Linked DNA regions of Mus musculus: regions 2 and 3 are each linked to region 1. A link is a loop called in an ENCODE intact Hi-C map of the cell type or tissue named here. Cell type or tissue: heart. All regions are shown on one strand.

Region 1 (8,000 bases):
GGAAGCCTGGGAAAGGGGGTTGAAGCTCCATCTTTTTGAGGCACAGATGATTTGCTATCAGACGTCTAGGTGTGTGTGGTAGGCTACCCCACTTCCAGGAGCCCCACAACCATTCTAAGTCGGTGTTCAGTGCCTCACAAGCATGCCTGACATGGAATACACATTCAGCAAACGCTTACGTACATGTTAGCGTGCTTTGTGCGTTCTGTCCCAGTCTGACTACCAGGTGAGCCTCTCTGTCTTTCTAGCATGGACGAACCCAACAATGAACACCTTGAAGTACTGGCAGATGTCCTTCTGAACAGGCCAGGCTTTGGCAACCGTTGTCTAAAGGAAGAGTGGCTTCCGTAAGTCCCAAGCTAACACCAACAGCTCCCCTAGGAGACCCAAAAGCCAACTAGGAAGTGTCGGGAAAGACCCCTCAATCCTGCTCTGTGGTATCTGGGTCATGACCGTGTGTCTGATAGGCTCTTACCCAGTTTCTCCTCTGGTGCTAGGAAGCCTCCATCCTTGACAGCTCTGTGTCTTAATGTAGAAGTATTCTATTGTTTGACTGTATTTGCCCAAACTCATTTGGGGAAAAAAAAAAAAACCCAAACAACTAAACAGGGATGGAGAAGATGAAGGATGTGATGTTATATAATTGGACCTTAAATGGCAGGAATTACTTCTATGGCCAGCTCTCCATCATTGTTGTAACTCTGGAAAAGAGAGTTGTGGAAGATGGTTGAAATCCACCAGGAGTTCAGAGCTTGGTATATTGTAGCACCTTTTCTCATCCAATCCTCCCCAAAGCTACCGCTAAAGAGTAACATGGACACACTTCAGAATCTCCTGTTATTTTTTTTCCATCTCTCAACAGCAAGAGCTACTAGTCATGAAAAAAAAAAAAAGTCCACAGATTAGTCCCTAGCCCATGCTCTGTTAGCCTGGCTGCAGTTCTGATAGTCCTTAAGTAGACTCTAATCCCCGAGAGGGAAATTCCTGACTTCAAGGAAGAGAAAGGCAGAGGAAGAGATAGCCACCAGCTATTCCCTTTTCCCAGCAGGGAGGGGATTAAGCAGTGGGGTTGACTGTGGGATATTTTCTCATTTTCCATGAGGGAGTACCCATGCATTAATGCAACCTCCTGGAAGACGCCCTCCGTGTCCCCGAACATCACCCACCTGTTCCAGAAGCAGAAATGGACAGCAGCCCACCCCTCTCCCTCCTGCAAGTGCAGCACCAGAGAGAAGCTCACCATGTTGCCCGAGTGCCCCGAGGGTGCTGGAGGGCTCCCACCCCCACAGGTACCTGCCCCATCTTAACAACTGCAGACGATTCCTGTGTTTCAATTGATTTCAAATTATTTCCCATGGTTGATCGTTCCGATTTAAATTCTTTTTTCTCTCCGTGTTAAATAATGTTGTGATGTATGGTCAAGTGTTAAAATATTTGCATATGGGTTAACAGCTTTAATTAAGCTTACGGTGGAGGCTTTGGTGGAGCTCGGTGGAGGACTGTCAGTGATGAGGCCCTGGGTTTGATACTCATCACAAGAAGGGAAACAGGTATGCTGGCCTGTGTACCAGACGCTATCTGTGGAGATCTTCGGAGTTCTGGCCCAGCTGGAGCAGCCAAGGAGTTGTGCTTTCCAAAGAGAAGAGAGGAGGGCTAGGGTGGAATAGGGCAGGAAGGATGGGAAATAAGCTATGTGCCTAAGGATTATGTACATAACACACATGAACACACACAGCCAGCAACTTATCATTTTCAAGAGTGGTATTGATGATACCTGAGCAGTGCTTTGTTTAGAGCTCTATGCTATAGACAAATCCCCATGGAGGCTTTAGGGAGTGCCTTCAAGGGCAGGAGAGCCTGGCTTTTTCTCTGATTGGTTACTTGTACAGAGCCTGCCTTGGATGGTTTCTCTTATTATTTCTCAATGAGTGGATGATTCCCAGAGTCCATGTGTTGTAAGAGAAGGGTTCAGGCATGGGAGTTAGGGAAGCATGGTTTGTTTCTTAGCCTCTAAGCCTTCTTCATTTTCTTTCCTGGTGTTGAGAAGAGCAACACCTAATTATAGCATTATCATGAGAATTCAAAAAAATAATGTGGTCATGAACTATGTAGGACTAGAGGCAGCTCAAATGATGGCAATCCTAACCTAACCGTGGCTGAGCCAGGATGCAGGTTGCCTCTCAGCTGTGTGAAAGTTAACATGGGTGGCTATGAAGTTCTTTTCTGTTGTCCTGAGCCCCACAGGTCTCCAACTCTCCAGGTAGAGTGTGGGAAATGATCTTGTTAGGCAGTAGAGTAGATGGAATGAAGAAAAAGACGCAGCAGATGGTTCAGGTGTGTGCAGGGAAGACTTCCAGAGTGACTGCATAACCCTTCCACTTAGCTGTCACAGACAGCACCCATCATCAACAGAGACTGGGGGCTGTCACCTGATTTCTGCATAGTCTGTGCCCGTGGGGAAAGCCACAACAATAGCATCAGGAAGAAGACATAATGAGACAACTAAATTTACCATAGCATGTATCACAGCTGCTGGCTCATAAGGAAGGGGTCCTGGGTCAATCCTGCTCTTTATATTGCTCAGGCAATAGATTGTCCCTTTGGGTGACAGCTACATTGCCACATTGCAGATATCCCTGACTCCCTAGGATCTGGGCTGAGAAAGGAAACCATCAGACCTCCATGCACAGGAATTCATTTCCTAAATGAATTCTAACCTCACAGCTGCCTGTCTCACTTAGAAACTTACCTTCAGAGCACCTTTGGCCTATGGTCCTTAGGAAGATGCTCGAAGTCCTAGAAGAGGCAGAGCAAGTCTGCAAGTGTATGTCACCCCTGCCTTTCCTCATTAGCAGTCACATCTCCTGAGCAAAACTGAATGTCCCATCTCTGTAATAGACACCTCTCCTGTACAAAAAAGTGCATGCACATGCTTATACACATATGTACACATAGATATACATGTGTTCGCATCCACTCACCCTCGTTTAGCACCTTCCCTCTTAGCCAGGAGTAAGAGCAGAAGGAAAGAGCTAGTCCAGAGGAGGTGAAGGAAAAGTGAGAGAGGCAATGACTCTGAGAGTCAGAGCTACAGATGTCCCTTCCTGCTCCAACATTTCTTCAACGGGGTCTTGATATGGATGCGCCCCAACCCTGACTTCTACTCTACACAGAGATAAAGCGGGAATGTTATGTCTGGTAGACGTTTTAGAAAACAATTCCTCACAAACTTTCTCAGGCATCTGCAATTGTTGCAGCCTGCTACCCTGGTACTCAGGCCAATTTGAGAAACAGGTAATAGACGCACGTACGGTCAGATGCAGGATCTGATCTTAGCCCAGCCACACGCAAGCTGGTCCACTTTTCTTAGCTTCCCTTTCTTGGTAAAGTTGGCTTTTGTGAAAGCAGCAGGGGTGGGATCACACTTGCAGAGCCCCTACCACAGTCCCCGGCACACTGCGGCCACTCAGGGGCTGCCACTTGACCTAGTGGAGGATTAGATGAACGCGTGAGCACATGGGGGAGGGGAGGGCTCTAGAAAACAGGAAAAATAACTTCATTTTGATGGTGGTTTAATACCACCTAGAATCCTGTCAGCCACTTCTGTGTGGCAATCTACACAGTGGATGCTTTTCCCCAAGGTCCTGGACTGACTGACCTACGACATCCACTAACGCAAGAAACTTAACACTGTGTGACATTGCCACCTGGTGGCCAGAATCTAGCACTCTTGAATTCCCTTCGAATCTCTTGATTACCTTCCACTCTTAGATTTTTTTATGAGAGCAGGGTATCATATATTATTTGATAGCTGCATGCTGGGTACTGGGGGCATGAAAGCCAACAAGTCAGAGAAGGCCTCTGCCTTCACAGAGACGATGTCATACATGGGAGAGTGTCGGGGCACTGAGTCGACTGAGACAAAGCGATGTTTCATGAGTGATGAGCACTGTGCAGTTGCACGGGATGAAGGGAAGATGATTTTTATCTATAAAACTCAGTCTGACAGTGGGTGCAGAACAGAATGTGGAGGTTCAAGGGCGGAGTCGTGGGTGCAATATGGAAGGTTCTGGAAAGGTCTAGGCAAGGTCTAGGTGGTGGCTGAGGTTGGGGTAACAGGATCAGCATGGACAAGACAAATGTGTTGGAGAGTTTGCATTTAAGCTCTCTGGTGATGGATGGACTGAGGAAAAAAGGGGGTGGGGATCAATGGTGACCCCACATCACTGATGCAGGAACTGGAAAGCCGTCAGGGCTGCCTTGAGTGTTTCCTGGCATCCGAGTCGATGATAATTTTTGGATAAGAACAGCAGTTTCACAAACTCTAAGGTCTCATTCCCCAGATCTTGACCCTGTTTCTTTGCCCCAGAGGACACAGCGCAGCACTGAAGTCCTACAAGACCTCACGAACAGGAACATCTCCGACTACTTGGTAAAAACGTACCCTGCTCTCATAAGAAGCAGGTAGGTGACCCCGTCACACTTGTAATCTTGGCTGCCTAGTGACGACATCAACCGTGCCAGAAAGTCAGTTTCCTACTGTTGACTGTGAGGTGGCAGCCGAGTGTGAGGGTCTCACAGCAGAAGATATAACTGCGGTGTGAACCCACAAGGGGCAACTCAAGGCTAAGTGCTTTGTTTCTTTCTCTGTTTAAGATAAGTAGCCGAAGTTTATCCCAGGCACTGTTGCAAATGTCACAAAAAATGTATTCAATAAGGAAGCCTTATATCTTAAGGAGTTAAGAAAGATAAAGTTTGTAGGGGGTGGGGAGAAGAGGAGGGGAGTTGAGGAGTAAACATGGAGGGAGAGAGCTTGAGAGAGCTCAGCATTACGAGCAGTGGCTGCTCTTCCAGAGGACCAGGGTTCAATTCCCAGCCCCCACGTGGTGGCTGCTTGTAACTCCAGTTCCAGAGGATCTGGCCTTACTTACACAGACTTACAAGCAGGCAAAACACCAATGCACATTAAAAAAAAAAAATCTTAAAAAAAAAAGTGGAGGAAGAAAGAAAGAGAAGCCAAGGGAGATTGAAAGGGGAAAGACAAGGGCCCATGTCTGGGTCCCTGCCAGGTCAGGCACTAGCTGGGGACAGCGATTGTCACCCTCATTATCACCTGTCACCACCACCCTTGAACACCTCCACAGACACTTTGCTATCTAGAACTCTCAGCTCTGCAGCTGTTCTTATCAAGCCCGGCCTAGGCTGGAAGGCCATCAAGCAGCCCCTGCACAAATGAATGGCAGGCAGGTTAGCAAAAGCATCCACCAGAAAGACCCTTAAGGAAGTGTGATGTAGTCTCCACATGGTCTGTGGCTCTCAAATGAAGCAGACTGTCTAATGTTAATGGTACTTACAGTTGCCTCCCAGACCAGAGTCTGGATAGGTGATAGATGGACCTAAGGGCGGGAGGGCGTAGCAGATGGTACAAGCAGCTGCCAGGAGGGCGGGGCCAAGCTGGCCGTGAGCAAAAAGAGCATCCAAAAATCAAAGCAGAGGGTGAGTTTATTCATTAACTCAATAAACAACAAACACGCCAAACCTGGCTCGGTAGCAAGTTTGCATTATGGAAATTATGATATTTTACTTAGCTGAACGGTAGCAGTCCACGACCAGCTTGAATTCTAGGGACTAGAGTTTCCTTACCACATTATCTTACCTCCAAATGCCCAAAAGTCAGAACTCCTCCCAAGGATACAAGTGGTTATTAGAATTTCTTGTGCACTATAAAAGAGGGAGAGCGTCAGGCCCTCCTTCACACTGGCGTGATTGTTGGCCATGTTTTCTAGGTCCAGACTGGGTTCACTGGTTCAGCATGAGGCCTGACTAGTCAGAAAGGACTAGTCAGAAAGTCCAGCATGCAAGAGGCAACTGAGAGAGCCAGGGCTGGAACGGAACAGTCCTTTGTCTATGCAGGGATCGCCTGGGTCTTCAGGCATGCTGGATTCCACACTACATTGTTCAGATATCAAGAAATGTGGAAGCATCCCTAGGACTGAGATACCCCAGTGATTAGAAAGAAAATGTAATGCTAATGCTATTCTGATGGTAGTTATTACATGATTTTATTTTGGTTTGCAGCTTAAAGAGCAAATTCTGGGTCAATGAACAGAGGTAAGAAACTATTTGGGGGGCATTGAAATAACTTATAGGTGTGACTGCTAGATCATTAAATTAGTTGAAGCCTGGGGGTGTGGAGATAATATGATTTCATGAACTATGCAGCAATCTCATTTTTTTTTAAGTTAAACATGTTAGGGCAGCACTGACTAAGGCTGGGGAATCAGGGTTTTGGGGGACATGGGGTGCTCAGTTCAGTAGGTGGCACTCTTTCTTCAGAGTCAGTTTTACAGTGATGACCCGAAAAGATTTCAAAATGCTGTGTTATGGGAGGTCCTGCTTTTCCTATGAGACGGACACCAGAAACGTATGGTCCTGGAGATCACCATATAGACAAAACTGGCCTTGAACTCACAGAGATATGCCTGTCTCCCAAATGCTGGGATTAAAAGCATGCACCATTGTGCCTAGTCAAAACAAAACAACCCCCCCCCCCTTTTTTTTGGAGAAATGAAGTTGTAAAGGACCTGACCCAGCTCTAGAGCCTACCCTATTATTCAAGCATTCTGGAGGCGCAAGTGTTTTCAGAGGTTCAAAGAATCTTCCAGATGTGCTCTAGAAATGAGCTATCTCCCAGCCTCCCTTAAGAACTGGCCTCTAGAAGGAGGTCTTCTACACCTGGTTTCTGCCCTCACAAAGCAATCTAGAGAGTCAGTGTGACCGTGTAAGGCTAGTACTGGCTGTTTCTTCTGGATAGCTTCAAGACCACAGCAGTAAAATCCTGTTTTTAGAAATGTCCTCTACAGGGAACTGGGGTTTCGGAGATGCTGAATCAGAAGGTGGAGACAAAAGAACAGTTCAAGACCCTGAGAAATGACAACTTGTGTCTTGCTTTATTAGTCACTAGTGGGCGGGACTTAGTCTTAGAATGGGCGGGACTTAGTCACTAGTGAGCAGGGCTTGGTGTTAGTGTGGGACTTAGTTAGAGTGGGTGGGACTTAATTTTGTCTGTTGAAGAACTGGGGTCTCCTCCCGCATCAGAGTTATAAGCCAACCATTGACACACTCACTTTCTCATCTTTATGTGAAAGAAGGTAACCCCAAAGGTGGAGACCCAAGTTAAGAATGACAAGAGTTGACAGGTGGTGGTGGCACATACCTTTAGTCCTAGCACCTGGGAGACAGAGGCAGGCAAATTTCTGTGAGTTCAAGACCAGCCTGCTCTACAAAGTGAATTCCAGGAACATAGAGAAACCCTGCCTTGATACCCCCTCAAAAAAGAGAGAAAGAGAGAGAGAGAGAGAGAGAGAGAGAGAGAGAGAGAGAGACAGACAAGAGTTGAGACAGAAGAGAGTTGGGCTGTCTAAGCCAGGCATGGGACTAAGAGACACAGAAAGGAGTGGTGGTATTGGATAGTGCCTAAACTATCTGCAAAGGGCAGAGAAGACACAAAAGAGAAATCACAAGTTAGGCCCACAGTAAAGTCAAGGAAGACATCAAAAAGGGCTAACCCAGGGAAAATGAGCAGGAATTAGCTAGGTGTTTATAAAAGGGAAGAGTACCTTAAGAAAAGCCAGCAAAGAGACTTGGAGGTAGCCTGAAGCATGTAGAGTTTGACATAGACAGGACAAGACTTTAAGGGAAATGATGAAGAAGATGGAGTTACACCAGGATAAAGGTCCAGACACCATCTTGGAATAGAAATGGGAAAGAATTAAAAACCAGCTTAGCCTGGGCTGTTGTGGCACATGCCTTTAATCCCAGTACTGAAGAGGCAGAGGCAGGCAGATCTCTGTGAGTTTGAGGCCTGGTCTATGGGGTGGGTTCCAGGACAGCCAGGACTGTCACACAAAGAAACCTTGTCTCAAAAAAACAAAACAAAAAACAAAACAAAACCAAGCAAGCAAGCAAACATGGGCTTAAATCTGGATACAGTGGCCTTT
Region 2 (8,000 bases), 180 kb before region 1:
TCTTGTTTTTTTGATGATATTGTGAATGGAATTGGTTTTAAAATTTTCATTATTCAACTCTTGGCTTATAAAGTTGATTGAGTATATCTATTAACTTATGTTCTGACCTTGTGCTATTAAATGTAGTAGCTATTAAGTTCTTCAGGGTATTTTAACGTATAAAAATTTGTTATCTCTGAGTAAAGGGATTTACTTCTCTTCTAATATGAATGCATTTTTTAATACTTTAAACCTTCATTAACATTATTTTAACCATTAAGTGTGAGGGTAGCTATAGGTTTTTTTTTTTTAATAGAATGCTTTTTATCGGGGTGAAGAAATTCTCTTCTATTTTAACTTTGCTGACCTTATCATGATCATGAATAGGCAAGGAATTTTGTTAGATAATTTTTCTGAATCTTTTGAAATGGTCACAAGTTCTAGTGAGTGTTAAATTTAAATTCCAGGAACAAACTCTTTTTAACTATGATGTTGTTTTATTTTATGTGTAAATACTGCATTTAAGGAATTTGATCTATAATTTTATTGTAACATCATTGTTTGGTTTTAATATTGGGAACACTGCCTCAAAAGATTTTGAAAGATTCTTACTTCCTCTATTTTGTGTGTTTAGTACAAACACACACATTTTCTGATTCAGTGAATTTTTAAACCCACTAGATTTACAGGTTTTGTTCCAGGTAGTTTTTAAATTATGAATTCAATTTTTTAACAATTTTAATACTACTTAGATTTTGTTTCTCTCATTGGGTTTCTTTGGAGTCGTTCATTTAAAGTGACTGTAAAATGCTTTTGTAGTCCTTTAATAACTGTTGGGTCTGTAATGGTGTTCCTTCTGTGACTCAGATGAGTAGTTTGTGTTTATTATTGTCTCTATCGCTTTATTTCTTGGTCAATGTAGCTAGATATTTATCAGTTTAACTAATCTTTTCAAATAACTAGACTTTATCAATATTTTCTACATTATTTTCTTCACTGATTTTGCTATTATAGGGTTTGTTTGTTTGTTTGTTTGTTTGTTTTCTAGGCAGGGTTTCTCTGTGTAGCCTAGGCTATCCTAGAACTCACTCTGTAGACCAGGCTGGCCTTGAGCTCAGAAATTCACCTGCCTTTGCTTCCCAAGTGCTGGGATTAAAGGCATGTGCCACCACACCCAGCTCAGGCGAATTTTTGTTCTTATTATTTCCTTTGACTTACTTTGATTTTAATTTACTCTTTCTTTCCTAAGTTCTTAAAATGGAAGCTGGTATGACTGATTTTAGTCTCTTGAAAATAAAGCATCCCCAAAACTGTATATTTCTCTAGCCACAGTTTTTAACATGTTATCTCCATAGCATGTGGAAATTTGGCCTATGGGTTAAAAACGTTTTGTAACTAACAAATATTTGAGATGCCACAGATACCTTTATGCTGTAGATTTCATAGTTAATCTTATCTAGGTCAGAAAACTTACACTACATTATTTCAGTTACTTAATGGGACTAATTGTATAATCCCATACATGGTCTATTTTAGTGATTGTTCCAGGTACATTTGAAAAGAATGTGTATTCTGTCATTTAGGAGTAGAGTTTTCTGTAACAGTCTATCTTGTCAAATTTGTTAATATTGTTTTTTTTCCAGATCTTGATAGTCCTAATAGTTTTTTGGTTTTATTGTGTTGATACTGAGAGAAGAGTGCTGAAATTTTAATTAACAATGCTATCCGGATTTGTCTCATGTATCCTAGACTTTATTGTAGTTACATACTCTTTTAGGATTGTTATAGCTTTATGATGAAATTGCCTTTTATAATTATTTAATTATTTAATACAACATTTTATGTTTGGTAGAACTTCTTGTCTGGTGTCATAGAACCACTAATGCTTTCTTGTGATAAATATTTAGATGTTGTATCTTTTTTGTCATTTTTCTTTCAATATATATATCTTTATATTTCAGATCTGTTATTGTTGGCGTTAGATCTTGTTATTTTACTTAATTTGAGAATCTAGCTCACCTCTCCCAGCTATTTTAGTTTGAATCCTCTAGGGTCTCATGCATGGAAGACAACTGTTTTGGTAGTAAGCTATACTTCTAGCCCACATCTTGCTTTTTCTGGGATATATAAAGTATATTTAATGTTACTGATTGCTGCTTTTTATTTGTCCCACTTGTTAATGGTTTCTTTTTCTTATCTTTATTTTGGATTAATTTTGAAACTGCTGTTTTTGATAGCTATTAGCTTATTAGTTACACTTCCAGAGATTTTTTTTTTACACATGGGAATTTCATGAATGTTTTATTGGACAAACTATATATAATATGATGTAAAAGAAAAGAACAGTAGTTTCATTTAATTTGTAGAACCACAGTTGAATACATTGTGTCCTGAATTTCTCAGTGTCTTGTATACAGGGACCAATATACTATTATCAAACCTTAGGTTTTTTCCCCTGCAGAAACAAAAGTGGTGACTAGAGACTAATATGCGTGCTTGCTTTCTTTCAGACAATGGTCAGAAAACATATACACTATATTTCCCTCTGCACGTTCATTATAAGAAATCTTTGTGCCCAGTCCACTGCAAACTATAATCATTGTCTTGTATCTGATGCCCCGGTTTAATTCTCTCTCTCTCTCTCTCTCTCTCTCTCTCATTTATTTATTTAATTAGATATTTTCTTCATTTACATTTCAAATGCTATCTCAAAAGTCCCCTATACCCGCCCTGCTCCCCTACCCACCCACTCCTACTTCTTGGCCCTGGCTTTCCCCTGTACTGGGGCATTTAAAGTTTGCTAGACCAAGGGGCCTCTCTTCCCAGTGATGGGCGACTAGGCCATCTACTTCCAGAGATTTTAATACACATTTTTTTTACTTATACCTTCAAGTAAACTTTACTTCACACATAATGACTCATTGGAAAATTTCATTTCCCTTCTTTACATTACCATTTATGTCCATTTATGTTGTTACTTCTTCTTCTTTTTCTTCTTCTACTTCTTCTTCTTCTACTTCTTCTTCTTCTTCTTCTTCTTCTTCTTCTTCTTCTTCTTCTTCTTCTTCTTCTTCTTCTTCTTCTTCTTTCTTCTTTTTTTTCGAGACAGGGTTTCTCTGTGTAGTCTTGGCTATCCTGGAACTCACTTTGTAGACCAGGCTAGCCTCAAACTCAGAAATCTACCTGCCTCTGCCTCCCAAGTGCTGGGATTAAAGGTGTGTGCCACCACGCCCGGCTATTTCTTCATTTATTGTAAATGCTACAACACAATAAGTTTTAAGCATTAGTTTTTTAAAAATGTGCTTGTTGTGGCATTTCTATTAGGGTTAAATCATATGGGCTACAGGGCATGGCCTTCCAGGATAACCCCTTGAGTGTTCAGTTTGTCATTCTCTTCTCCAGGCATTGAGAAAACCCAGATCTCCAACTCTCCTGAAATTCTTTGAACCGTTTCTGAAGTTTTGCCCTGAGTGTACATCTTCAGAGACAATTAAGGGATTCCCATGCAGGCTCAAGAGTAACCTTTCCATATTTTCTTCACCCAGCCTATCCTACAAAGGTCTGTGCACCATGGAACTAGGATTTCTTTTTTTCCTCAGTTCAGCAAAAGGGTTTATTTTGTTTGTTTTTGGAGACAGGGTTTCTCTGCATAGCCTTGCTGTCCTGGAACTCACTCTGTAGACCAGGCTGGCCTGGAACTCAGAAACCCGCCTACCTCTGCCTTCTAAGTGCTGGGATTAAAGGCATGTGCCACCACTGCCTGACTTCAGCAAGAGTTCTATATCTTGCCTAGCTTCTCTCTTCCTTTCCTATGGTCTAGAAAGTGCCATTAGGCAAAAGCTGGGATACTGTAGAGTTATTAGGAGATGGGTGGGTGGGGCTGGCACAGGCCTTTAACCCTAGTGTAGAAGCAGGCAGATTTTCCTGGGTTTGAAGCCAACCTGTTCTACCAATCAGTTCCAGGAAAGCTAAGGCTACACAGAGAAACCGTATCTTACAAAAAATGAGGGCTGGTGAGATGGCTCAGTGGGTAAGAGCACCCGACTGCTCTTCCAAAGGTCCCGAGTTCAAATCCCAGCAACCACATGGTGGCTCACAACCATCCATAACGAGATCTGACTCCCTCTTCTGGAGTGTCTGAAGACAGCTACAGTGTACTTACATATAATTAATAAATAAATAAATCTTTTAAAAAAAAGAATGTTAAAAAATGAATACATAAAATAAATAAAAATAATTTAGGAGATAATAGAGTTTTATTTCATTGAAAGTTCAGATATTGCAGTTTATTTCATTGGCTTGAGATTCCATGTTTCAAATACTACTATCCCTTGCTTTGTGAAAACTATCTATCTAACTCCCCTCCCCACTACCACACACACTTCTCTAGTTTTTTTTACTACAATGAATGGGCAAATCTGTTGTTATTTATTCCTCCACTTTATCTTTTAAGGATTTCTTTTCTATTGAAATAGTGCCTCACTTGGCAAACCAGGCTGGTCTCGCATGGGTGTAACTGCATGCACCACTACCCTCTTTTAAGATTTAAATCTAGACATTAAAAAATATTTGTTCTCCTGCAACTTTTTAAGAGATTTGTTTATTTTGTTTATATGAATAACTGTCTTCAGACACACCAGAAGAAGGCATCAGATCCCATTACAGATGGTTGTGAGCCACCATGTGGTTACTGGAAATTGAACTCAGGACCTCTAGAATAGCAGTCAGTGCTCTTAACCTCTGAGTCATCTCTCCAGCCCCTCATGCAACTTTTTTGTTTAAAAAAAATGTGTTGTCGCAATCCAGGTTTTGTTGATGGCATACTGATATATAATTTGATGTATTTTGTCTTACAGCTTATGAAATATAAGTATAAAGTAGTTGAATCCAGAGTAAGGTGTCTTGACCTTTCAAGGCTGGCTAATTCCTAAGAGTGGGCAGTCTTCTGCATGAAGGCATTTAGCATGTCCATGGCCTTTACCCACTAGGTGTCAGTAGAACCCCTTCCTCAACTGTGACAACCAAAAATTAGCCAGATGTCAAATGCTTTTAGGACCATGTTCTGCTGTGAAAAATACAGGCTGCCTAAACCACACAGCCTGCTTCAGGGATATGAAAACATCTGCTTAAAAAAAAAATAGCACCACTACACATAATATAATTATTCAGCCTGGTACCATAGACATTTTGAGGAGAATGTATTAAAAAATTTTTTAGAAGTTTGTAAATTGATGGTTCATAGGATAAATGACTTACAGGTAACATAAAATAAGTGCAAATTACCATTTTAAAGGAGAAATTAATCCGGGCAGTGGTGGCGCACACCTTTAATCCCAGCACTTGGGAGGCAGAGGCAGGTGGATTTCTGAGTTCGAGGCCAACTTGGTCTACAGAATAAATTCCAGGACAGCCAGAGCTATACAGGGAAATCCTGTCTCAAAAAAACAAGAGAGAGAGAGAGAGAAAGAGAGAGACAGAGATGGGGGGAAGAGAGGGGAGAGAGAGAGAGAGAGAGAGAGAGAGAGAGAGGAGGGAGAGGGAGGAGGGAGAGAGAGAGAGAGAGAGAGAGAGAGAATAGACACAATCACAACAGAAAATAGTAGAAAGACATTGTTTTGTTTTTCAAGGCATGGTTTCTCTGTATAGTCCTGGCTGTCCTGTAGTTCACTCTGTAGACCACACTGGCTTAGAACTCACAGACATCTGCCTGCCTCTGCCGCCTGCCTCTGCCTCCTGCCTCCCATATGCTGGGATTAAAGATGTGCGCTGCTGCCAGCTACCCCTACCCCGACCTTCGGCTGGTAATTTCTTTTCAATTATAGGTTGCTTCCAGAAATGTTTCTCTGCAGCTTGTTAAACAATTTGAGATGTTGCATTTCTACAGTAGATCTAAAGATGATTTTTACTTTTGAGGGGAGGGCTTTATAATTTTACTATAAACTAATAATTTTAAGTACAAAGATTATTTCAGTATTGTACTTTTCATAGTTATGTTTATTTGTACCATATAAACTTACTTTAAAATACAGATCAGGAGATATTTATAAGAGTCTTTTTAATTTAAAAATGAACTTATTTTTGTGAATATTTGCAAATATCATCTTTTGTATGAAGAATGGTAGCTATTATGTTTTTAGACAATTGAAGGATTAAGATCGTAAGACCAAAATTTCCCATAAACAGCCCTACTAGACTTCAAGCATCTCATATTCATGGATCTATTCTGTGTCAGGTTCCATGGACAGTAGTTGGCTGTTTGGATATGGGTGGGATGGTTAAAGTCGGATCTGCTGGAGAAAATGTTAAGAACCACGTGGAGCCAGGCATGGTGGTGCACGCCTTTAATCCCAGCACTCGGGAGGCAGTGGCAGGAGGATTTCTGAGTTCGAGGCCAGCCTGGTCTACAGAGTGAGTTCCAGGACAGCCAGGGCTACACAGAGAAACCCTGTCTCAAAAAACCAAAAAAAAAAAAAAAAAAAAAAACCAAAGCAAAAACAAAACACGTGGTCAGATGGAGCCAAATACTTTGTTCTCTTGATGTCCCTTCTTGACCCTCAGAATCCTTTCTTCTCCTGAGTGTGCCCTTCAGTTTTTAGTAACAGTGGTTTCATGGGCTATTCATGGTGCATTATTGTCTTGTAGTGTCTTTATGAGTGCATTTTAAACAACTAAATCTGAAAAAACAATGTGGAGCTAAGTGACCAAGGAGCCTCTGTTGTCAACGTATCTTTGCTTAGAGGCCAATTGGCTTCACTTCCCCCAGAACTTTTTACCTCGAGGTGTCCTCCACTTTTCCCTTAGCTGTAAGTAGTCTTCCTACTGTAGCTTTTTATCTCCGATTCCTTCTCAGCTTTCATTATCTGTCTCTGTCCTTCCCTCACCCTCCTCTCCATAATTGTCTTTGTCCTTACACTTTTCTTTGTCTCTCTCCCAGCTCCTCATGCCCCTTTCTCTCTATCAGTTACTTGTTCATCTTATTTGTTAAGTGACATAATCAGATCCATTTTAATCAGAACACAATCTTCTTTTATATTAGTTGGATGGGAGTGATCGGTGGTGGCTGGGAGCTCAGTGAGATAGACTCTTGTGTAGCCTTAGGCTGGCCTGGAACTCATTGGGTAGCTGAGACTGGCTTTGGAATCTTGATCCATCTGCCTCTATCTCCTAAATTGTAGGACTACAGAAATGTGCCACCAACTTCAACTCAGTTTTCTTTATTAAATGGAATGGCAGATGTATAAAAAGAGAATTGACATATTTTTAAATAACTTAATGGGGGTGTGAGCAGCTAAGAACCACTTGAAGCAGCCACTTCTTACCATTTCCCCCCAAATGTGTGTTTCTAACTGTAGTCGTACTCTCACCCCCTTTATTCTTGAGGATGCCTTTCCTCTTAGTAGCTTGCTTTAAAAGTTCAAACATCAGTTTCCATGCTAAAAGTCTTTGCTACTTTTTTTCCCCGAATGCAATTAAAAGTAGTCTGGTTTTGAGAGGTTCCTGAATATTTGGAGCGCAAATTTGGTATTTTGTGTTTGAGGGCAGAAGGGATATATTTGTATGAATCTTAAAAATCCACTGTAGAGCTAAAGTAACCAAGCAATTCCATATTTATCCTTTCAAGTTACACTAAGGGGGCTGTTTTTCTGGTAATAATTGGAAAATTTAAGTGTCTGTTTTTCAGAAATTTCTCCTGATTCAATGCCTCACTTGTTGGGCCTACAGTATTTCTGTCTTATTTTCTGGTCTCCTTGGGTCCTACTCTCTTCTTTCTTTGCTTGTTTCTCTCTTGGGGTTTGCTGCCCGTTCTTTCACCTCCCCTCACACTGCCCTGGATCCTTTTCCTCCCACAGGTGGCCATTTTTCTGTCTCTATACTGTTCCCACAGGCACCCTCCCCATGTTTTTCTCTAGCTTAGCTTTCTGTGTTGAATTCAAGAGTCCTTGTATTTCGAGGGACCTGCTGCTTTTTAAACCATTCCTTCATATATCCTGAGGTGAGTTTGAAAAGGCAGTTGACCAAAC
Region 3 (8,000 bases), 360 kb before region 1:
AAATATTAATAACATACATGTCCTACTTTGCTTCAGTAAAAGACAAGGGACAGGAAAATGAGGAAGAGGTTTCACAGGATCCTCCACCCCATTCAGAGGCAAGACAAGTGTTTCCCGTGGTCACTAACACACATTCTTGCTAGTACTCTCCAGACACAGGAAGGCTGGGCTCTGAGCTGCCGGAGTGACCTACTGTTACATATAAAACCAGCCATTCTATCAAGAAGTAAGGATGCACTGATGCACACTGCTTCTCTACAAAAGGGGAAACTGAGGACAGCTCTACTCTCATAGTGTGGAGAGGGGAAATGATAAAGAATTCATAATATTTGATGAAAATCACTGGACAATAGAAACCAGTCCCGTGATAAGAAGTTGGGGAGTGTAAGAAGGACATGAAGGTCAAAGAGGCGGTTTCTTATCAGAGAAGCAAACGGGTGTTTGTTTGTTTGCTTGTCTGGTGTAAATAACAAGCAGAAATCCCCCAGGGGAAACCTTGGGAGGTGACTATACTTGAGAGTGCATTTACACTTGGTGTTGACACTGTCACAGAAGGCACTGTCCCTACAGGCATGAATTTTGTATGCATTAAGTATGATGTTTTAACATATCAATCACTCCTTAATAAACTGGTTTTTGTAGTGTAAGAGAAAGAGAAAAAAAGAACTTAGTTGCCAGTATCAATCCTTAGGGGGTAAAAATCTATAATTGAAAACAAAAATATTCAAATGTAAAACTACTCACTAACTTAAATTTCTGTTAAAAACAAAAACAAAAAAAAAAAAAACAAAACAAAACAAAGACTGCCAAGAATCATTTCCCAACATATCCAAGGCCAGTGTCCACGATGGACGGCAAACGAACGTGACGCTTCCCTAGTTAAGACTCACCCAGCTGCCTTCAGGAAGCATGAGGGGCTCACGGGAGACAAGTCCTCCTTAATTTTCTATCAAAACCAGCTTCCCCGAGGAGAAGGGTCAGTACCTCCCATAACTTTAATCTCACCTGGATACCAGCTTATAAGAACAATATATGTTTAAAGATTATTCTATGCAATTGCATATTAGTACAAATCTTACCCAGCCAATCTAGTCATTTCACGCCCAGCCAAAACTATACGACCCAAAGCTTGAGACATTCTCAAAAGCATCCTTCCACTTTGGTAGTAATCCTTAAAGACAAATGAGTATTAGATTTTGCTCACATTCCTAAAATAGAACAAAGCCTTAATTTTGAATTTTCACTTCATTAGCGTAGAAGTTTACCTCCAGCAGCTCTGAGTGTGTGCTGTGAAGGTGGCGAGGGTGTGCCAGATCTAGGAAGGGGCGACTGACAACCAGGTACCCGACGACAGTGGCAACATCTAAAACAAAACAGTTAAGATTTTAAATAACGTTATTTTACTTTTCCCACAGATCATGTTGCACCATCTCTTTTAAAACATACTTACATTTGGCAATGATGCTATCAATGAAACCCATAGAAAACCGAAAGAAAATGAAATTATGTAGGTGTTCCACCTGTCAGGAAACAAATAAACAACAAATTTTCCCTAAGGATAAAGCATAATTAATTTACAAACATATACTGAATAGCTATGATTCCTGACTGTTATACACCACACAGTGAGGACAATGCTTAACAGTGCTCAGATGCCAAACACTCTGCATCACACCGTGTTTACTGAACAACGTTGTTTCCATTACACATAATATACTAATTACACACAATAGCATGGTGCTGTTTCCAATCCTGCCAGACACCTATACACACAAACTCATCAATCACCAAAGCAAAAAGGGAGCATGAGATGCCAGTTCAAATACACATGTCAGAGAAGGTCAAGCTGTACTAAGTTATGGGTACATGACTGCAGACCCACAGGCTGAAAACAGTGCTTTGAAACTCTAAAAACTCTAGTCATGCTAGATGGCAAAAATATCATTTCTGAAATAACCTAAGACAACTTTTTAGTATTAAAATATGTATTCAAACATCACAAATTCCCACTAAAATATTAGCTCCATGTGGGTGAGGCAAGATCTCACCCAGCACGCTCACCACCTAATTCTCGCCTGCACTTAAGCCGCCTACCTGCCACTGAATATCTTCTGAATGAATGTAACTATCTGAACTCAAAACAGCAGCAAATAAAGAAAAACAGCTTTTAGAAAACATTCGTATTCCAAATCAAAGGTCAACAAACTATGATCAACAAATTCTAGCACGCCACTTATGTTGCAAATCAATTTAGCAGAGCCAAACCACTCATGTATGTATTGTATATCCAACAGAGACTACATGGTCAGGAAACTTAAAATGCAAATATGTACATACTATCCCGTCCTTCACAGAAAAATCTTGCTAACCTTACTCTACAAAAGTCTCCACTGATCTGTAAGGACCATTAAATCAAAAACCCAACGAGAGTTCTATAGCAAACACTACAAAAATGAACAAGATATTTTAGTAAATAAATCTATTTTATAAGTGGAGAATTTAATGCTAATGTAATAGTTTTTAAACTCATTTTTAGTTTAAAACACAGTATAAAGATTTGCTATTTAAAATATATCTTTAGCATTATTCATCCACATGTAAAGGCAGAGAAACCCGCGTGGCCGCCCGTCCAGTGTTTATCTTACCAGTTTTCGGAAGACTGAGTGGATTGTCTGCTTCTCCCGTTTATTCCCATTGTAAAAGGCAATTTCTTCACTATTAGAGAAAATAATTTAGCAATTAATGTCAATGCTGTCTCACCCTGACATGTAAGTGAAACACAGTATTCAATGAGTGAACCTGTGCATATGAGTGGGCATCTTGGGCCAGTGTAATGGCTCAGGGGTAAGATGCAAGCCTGCCAACCTGAGGTCACTTGTCTAAGCCTACAGTAGACTGGGAGGAAAAACTAACTCCACGAATCTGTCCTCTGACCACCAAAACCACTCAGTAGCAGGCCCTCCTCAATAATAAAAAAACCAAGAGAATGATAAATGAACATCTTGTTACTAAGAGAGTATCTGGCACAGGCCAAGCCAGGGAGTGTGATCAAGTTCCTAGCTAAGTTTAGAGGAGGGCAAGAGTACACAACTGAGTGTATCACAAACTGGACTACAACCTACCTGTATATAACCTGGCTGTTAAAGACACAGTGAACAAATATTCACAAACTGTAAATAAGGCAGATTATATAGAAAGAAAGATTAGGCTGAGACAGACATTATAGAGCATGAGTTAAATTACAGACCTAAACCAGATAAAGAGGGAGAAAATAACAGAAAAATACAAGAAATGATGCTTTGCCCCACAGCTTGTGACAGTGCTGCCATGCCACCAGGTCTAAACGCACCAAAGCTGTTCTTATCCCAGCACCACAGTAGTCCTCACAACGATGTCCCCCGAGAGCAGGAATGGGCCCTCAGGGCCACAAAGATCATCAGTGGGAAAACAGTGCCATACAGATGAAGAAAGCTCAAATGTAATTTATGTAAATTCTTTAAATTCACATAACAAGCAAAGTTCAGAATCTAAAATTATCGCTCCTGTCTAACCTAAAGTTTATAGTCTCTCTGTCCTGTAAGTAAGATGAAAACTGCCCAAGCAACGTACTTACAGAGTTACAGATGGCCGTGAGCCATCATGTGGTTACTAAGGAATTGGATCCAGATGCTCTGAACTGCAGGGCCATCTGTCTAGCCCCCACAACGTACTTCTTAAAACACCAGAAAGTGTGTAAAGTATCTATATAGAAGCCTAGACACCACAGCTTAGACACATTAAGGATGTATGTGGGCGCTTGTGAAAGGGCTAGGCAGCACTGCAATGCAGGCCTGACAAACCCAGTTCCATCCCAGAACTCCACAAGGTGGCAGGAGAGAGCTGAGCCCTCCACATGGGCACCATTGTGCCGGGTGCACCCGAAATATAATCAAAGTGCATACATAAAACCTCAGTACACTAAGGCAGGAGAATCGCAAGTTCAAAGCCAGCCTGGGTTACATAATAAGACAAAGAAAGAAAGAGTAAGACCCAGGAAAGAGTAGGATGGTGGAAAAAGAGAAGAGGGAAGAGGGGAGGGTCTCTTAAAGAAACAGCAAGAAGCAGTTTCTTCTTTTTGTTTTTGGTGGTGAAGGTTGCTGCCATTCTGTGATCTCAAGAGTTAACCAGAGGAAAGAGATGGTTACAGGGTAGAGCCAAGAGAATACCAGCAGGAGCCACAGCTCCAATCCTGCTGTGCCATCTGCACTGTCCTAAGGGTCCTTACATGACACAGCCAATGCCTCCACTATGGGAACGTGCCGTTTTCTAGTAAAAGCATACCACAAACACCTTTTCCCTAATTACAGCCACTATGCCCCTGCCTCCCTAGAGCATGAAACTCTACATAAAAAAATCAATATAAGGAAGGAAAGGTGAACTATGAAAAGAATGACCCCCTAAGTAATTCCGTGGCTTCCTACAGAGCAGCCTACACAGTGCTACAGTAAGTACTAGGACCCTCAAAATTGACTTAAAGTTGGCAGTTAGGCACAGAAACTTTACAGAGCACCTTAGCTACTGATGAAAACCTGAGCCAGGGCATGCACAGAGTTCATCATCGTAACAATTCATTGTCCATCTACAAGAAAAGCAGCTACGGATAAGTTGCTAAAATCAGTTTATAATGCATAGGTAGACACAGAAACGAAAACGGATGGCTTCAACGGCTGCATTTCTTTCTTCCTATTTCAGATCTCAAAACTGTCCAGAACGCAGTTCTGGCCTGCATTCGAGAGGTCCTAAGGCTCAGTGCCCAGAACTCCTTCTCCCCACACAACAACTGTCTGGAAAGACAGAATTACTGAACACTGCAAAACAGTCACAACCTAAAATGTCTGTGGATAACTTAAGGCAGAAGTTTCACTGAATACATACAAAAATGTGAATACTATCAAGACTAAATTTTAAAATAAAATTCACAGAAAATCAGTCAATAAAAAGCATGAAGAGGTAAATCAAGGAAACTACACAGCCAATAAAGAGGACTTGAAGCATGCAGGATTTCTACTTTATAAAACTAACATTCTTCATAATGCTTATTTCCAAAACAAGTAAAAGTCCACACTATTTAGTACCTATATTGCTAGAATCTCAAGTCACTATAAATGACATCAATATCCACAAAAATAAAATTTCATTATTATTCTAAAATGTTTCTCCTTACCTATTAGTGATAAGCCGTGAATTCACGTATCTGTATTCTCCTTCGTACTTCTGCTCCATAATTGTCATCTTACCAATGGGTCTTCTGAGTCGAGTTAGGAATAGCCCAGAAACAAGCAAGTAGGCCATCATGCTTGCCGGGCCCTGCGATGAATGAAGGAGAATGATGCACAGTACTCAAAGGCACAGTAATAAAATCTACGTGCAGGTCTGTAAGTAACTGAACCCAGAGAGGCTGAGCTTTGCTTGTTCCTCTCTCTTTTTCTTTCTTCCTGGAAGATCACATGCTAGTCTCTACACTTCTTCTACTGTCATCCCCCAACTCCTATAGCTCTGTCCCCAACAACTGACCACCTAACTTCTAGTGGACTTTACCTTCTGTTACCTAACACTCTTCCACTGGAACCCAACTTAGTGTTCTCTCTCTAGTCCACAACAACTCTCAGAGCTATTTTACACTCTTTGAATGTTAGCAGTCCTCTAGGTTCCTTCCTTAGCTCGTCTCATCCTAAACTTACACTTCCAGTCTCATCAGTTTTGGATACAATGTATCACTGCCAAGTATGTAGCGTGCACCCTCACCCCAGCATCTACAGGTGTCTCAAGGGCAATCCGTACACAAGCTATCAGCTCGCCTTGCTGTAAACTATACTTCTGTCTTCTATACATTGTAACTCCATAAATGACCCCACAGCCACTGGCCATCTTAAGAAGCTTCGATGAGTCCCCAAAACACCCTTAATTTCTACATACCTCTCATACTCTGCCCCAATCAAAACTGTTTACCTGAACATGCCATTCAATTGGGGCTGTTCTTACATCTGACAAGTTTAACATCTAATGGACATCCAAGAATCTCCTCAAAACAGTTCAGTCAGCTTCAATTCTTCCAGGCACTAAACACTTTCGTGAAGCATCCACTAGTGGACATTTCATGCTTCATTCTAACTGCCAGAACAACTGCTTTAAACATTGAAATCTCCCTTCTGACTCACCTTTTATGGCTAGTACAATGTATATGAATATATGTGCCAATATTTTTCAAAATTGTATTAGACTGATCAACACATTTCAGTAACTATAGCAAATGAGCTGAAGGTGCCAACTGTATTTTTAAAATGTCAATGCAGAATTATACATATAAATACGAAAAACACCCGAAATATAATTTACAGTATAAAGTCTAGAAACATGTGGTCTGTTCCCTCTTATGGTGCAGTCAGTTACAGAATAATTACACCTGATCACAGGGTAGTAAAGAGAAAAGCAAGAAATTCAAACAAAAGGGAAAAAAATAAGTAAACTATTACTCAACCACAAAATGAATAAAAAGACACACACAAACATACATACATATATATATATATGTACATAAGACCAATACACTGTTACATGGTTTGTTATAAATAAGAGTAACATGAAAATTATTCAAGTTAGATGTCAATGAGTCTTGGGTTTTCTTTGTTTGGTTGGTTTTTTTGGTTTTTACACAGGGTTTCTCTGTGTAGTCCTGGCTGTCCTGGAACTCACTCTGTAGACCAGGCTGGCCTCGAACTCAGAGATCCGCCTGCCTCTGCCTCCTGAGTGCTGGGATTAAAGGCGTGCGCCACCATGCCCAGCTGTCAATGAGTCTTAAAAAAAGTTCTTGTCACCACACATATCAAAAAAGAAAAAAAGAAAAGAAGGCTCATGGGTTAGACAACAATTTATCATTATAAAATACTTCTGAAACTAGTATTTCATTCTGAGTATATTGCTAATATTATTCTAATTTTTTATTAAAATTAATTGCTGCCAAAGCTCTCATTAGAATAACTTTGCAACAATAAGCACATGTGTGTTCAATGTATGAAATGTGTGTTTAAATATTTCTGGTTATTATTACTAGAAAAAGAAATTGGCTTTTTTTCCAAGGGTGGCTTTCATGTCTACATGATGCTACAGGAGTGATAGTTAACATTTTCTTTGCTGTTCATTATTAAACTAATAAAGTTTGTAAACCCTAATAAATAAATAAATAAAATATCTAATTTAAAAAACCAAATTAGGGTACTTATTTTAGAGCCTCCAGTATAGTATTACCTTATAATCAGATCATACTAGGTATAATGTGAAGATGTTTCCAAGGTTAAAAAAAATTTTAGACCTTCACATTTATCAAAACACAGTATTATAGATTTTAAAATGTGGAATGGGGGTAGCAAGATGACTCAGTGGGTAAAGACACTTTTTGCCAAGGTTGAGTTTAATCCCTGGGACCCTACACGGTCAAAGAATATAAAACTCCTACAAGTTGTCCTATGTCCTATAACATCCACACACGCACACACATACATACATGCAAATACACACAAAAGAATAAAAATGGACTCACCTGAGCTCCAATTGCACTTGTTAACTTGAAAATATATAAAACTATGTCTAAAAATGGCTGTAAAATAAACATTAGAATATACAGAATTAGATCTAAGAACTAGTTTGCCTTGACTGATAAATAATACGAGATGTTAAATATAAAATGCAATTCAATATTTGATACATAATATGTGGAACTCTCACCATGTATAACAATTAGACCATAACAGTGCTTAGATAAATGAATATACAAAAATAAATAAAGCTCGTAAGAAACTTGACATGGAGATATTCCAAATAACAACTATTGACATCAAGTGTGAGAAACCCTTCTCTTTATCACTAAGGCAGCTCTATCTGAGGAAGCACTCACTAACACAGTAATATAAATGTTAAACAAAATGACTTGAGTTATAATTCCAAATCTGCTTCACATTTTCCTG

What was found. Peaks named below come from ENCODE experiments on the same cell type or tissue, not always from the same donor. Only the 100,000 strongest peaks of a DNase experiment are listed, where the experiment ranks them.
Region 2: it touches region 1 in a loop (8-fold over the local background); 9 of 42 quality-filtered maps call a loop at or near these places.
Region 3: a loop joins it to region 1, with 4 times the contacts of the local background. A loop is called at or near these places in 3 of 42 quality-filtered maps.

The regions. Positions count from the first base shown.
Region 1 is chr3:122,137,322-122,145,321 of GRCm38, forward strand. Abca4 (ATP-binding cassette, sub-family A (ABC1), member 4) reads left to right here. Exons shown (of 50, transcript NM_007378.1): 29 at 249-347; 30 at 1,103-1,289; 31 at 4,370-4,464; 32 at 6,079-6,111. Among named protein-coding and RNA genes, the nearest start is that of Gm40138, 15 kb to the left of the region's middle. In heart, CTCF peaks have their summits at 3,716 (motif pointing left), 4,890 and 6,327 (motif pointing right); DNase peaks (open chromatin) are centred at 3,680 and 5,140; H3K27ac peaks cover 3,138 bases; H3K27me3 peaks cover 1,826 bases.
Region 2 is chr3:121,959,396-121,967,395 of GRCm38, forward strand. It overlaps a transcript of Arhgap29 not described here. Among named protein-coding and RNA genes, the nearest start is that of Arhgap29, 4.4 kb to the right of the region's middle. In heart, a CTCF peak has its summit at 4,960 (motif pointing right); no DNase peak of the experiment used is centred here; H3K4me3 peaks cover 12 bases; H3K27ac peaks cover 272 bases.
Region 3 is chr3:121,774,352-121,782,351 of GRCm38, forward strand. It overlaps Abcd3 (ATP-binding cassette, sub-family D (ALD), member 3), which reads right to left. Exons shown (of 23, transcript NM_008991.3): 8 at 7,577-7,633; 9 at 5,204-5,346; 10 at 2,646-2,715; 11 at 1,451-1,520; 12 at 1,266-1,363; 13 at 1,080-1,171. Among named protein-coding and RNA genes, the nearest start is that of Abcd3, 37 kb to the right of the region's middle. In heart, a CTCF peak has its summit at 3,863 (motif pointing right); no DNase peak of the experiment used is centred here.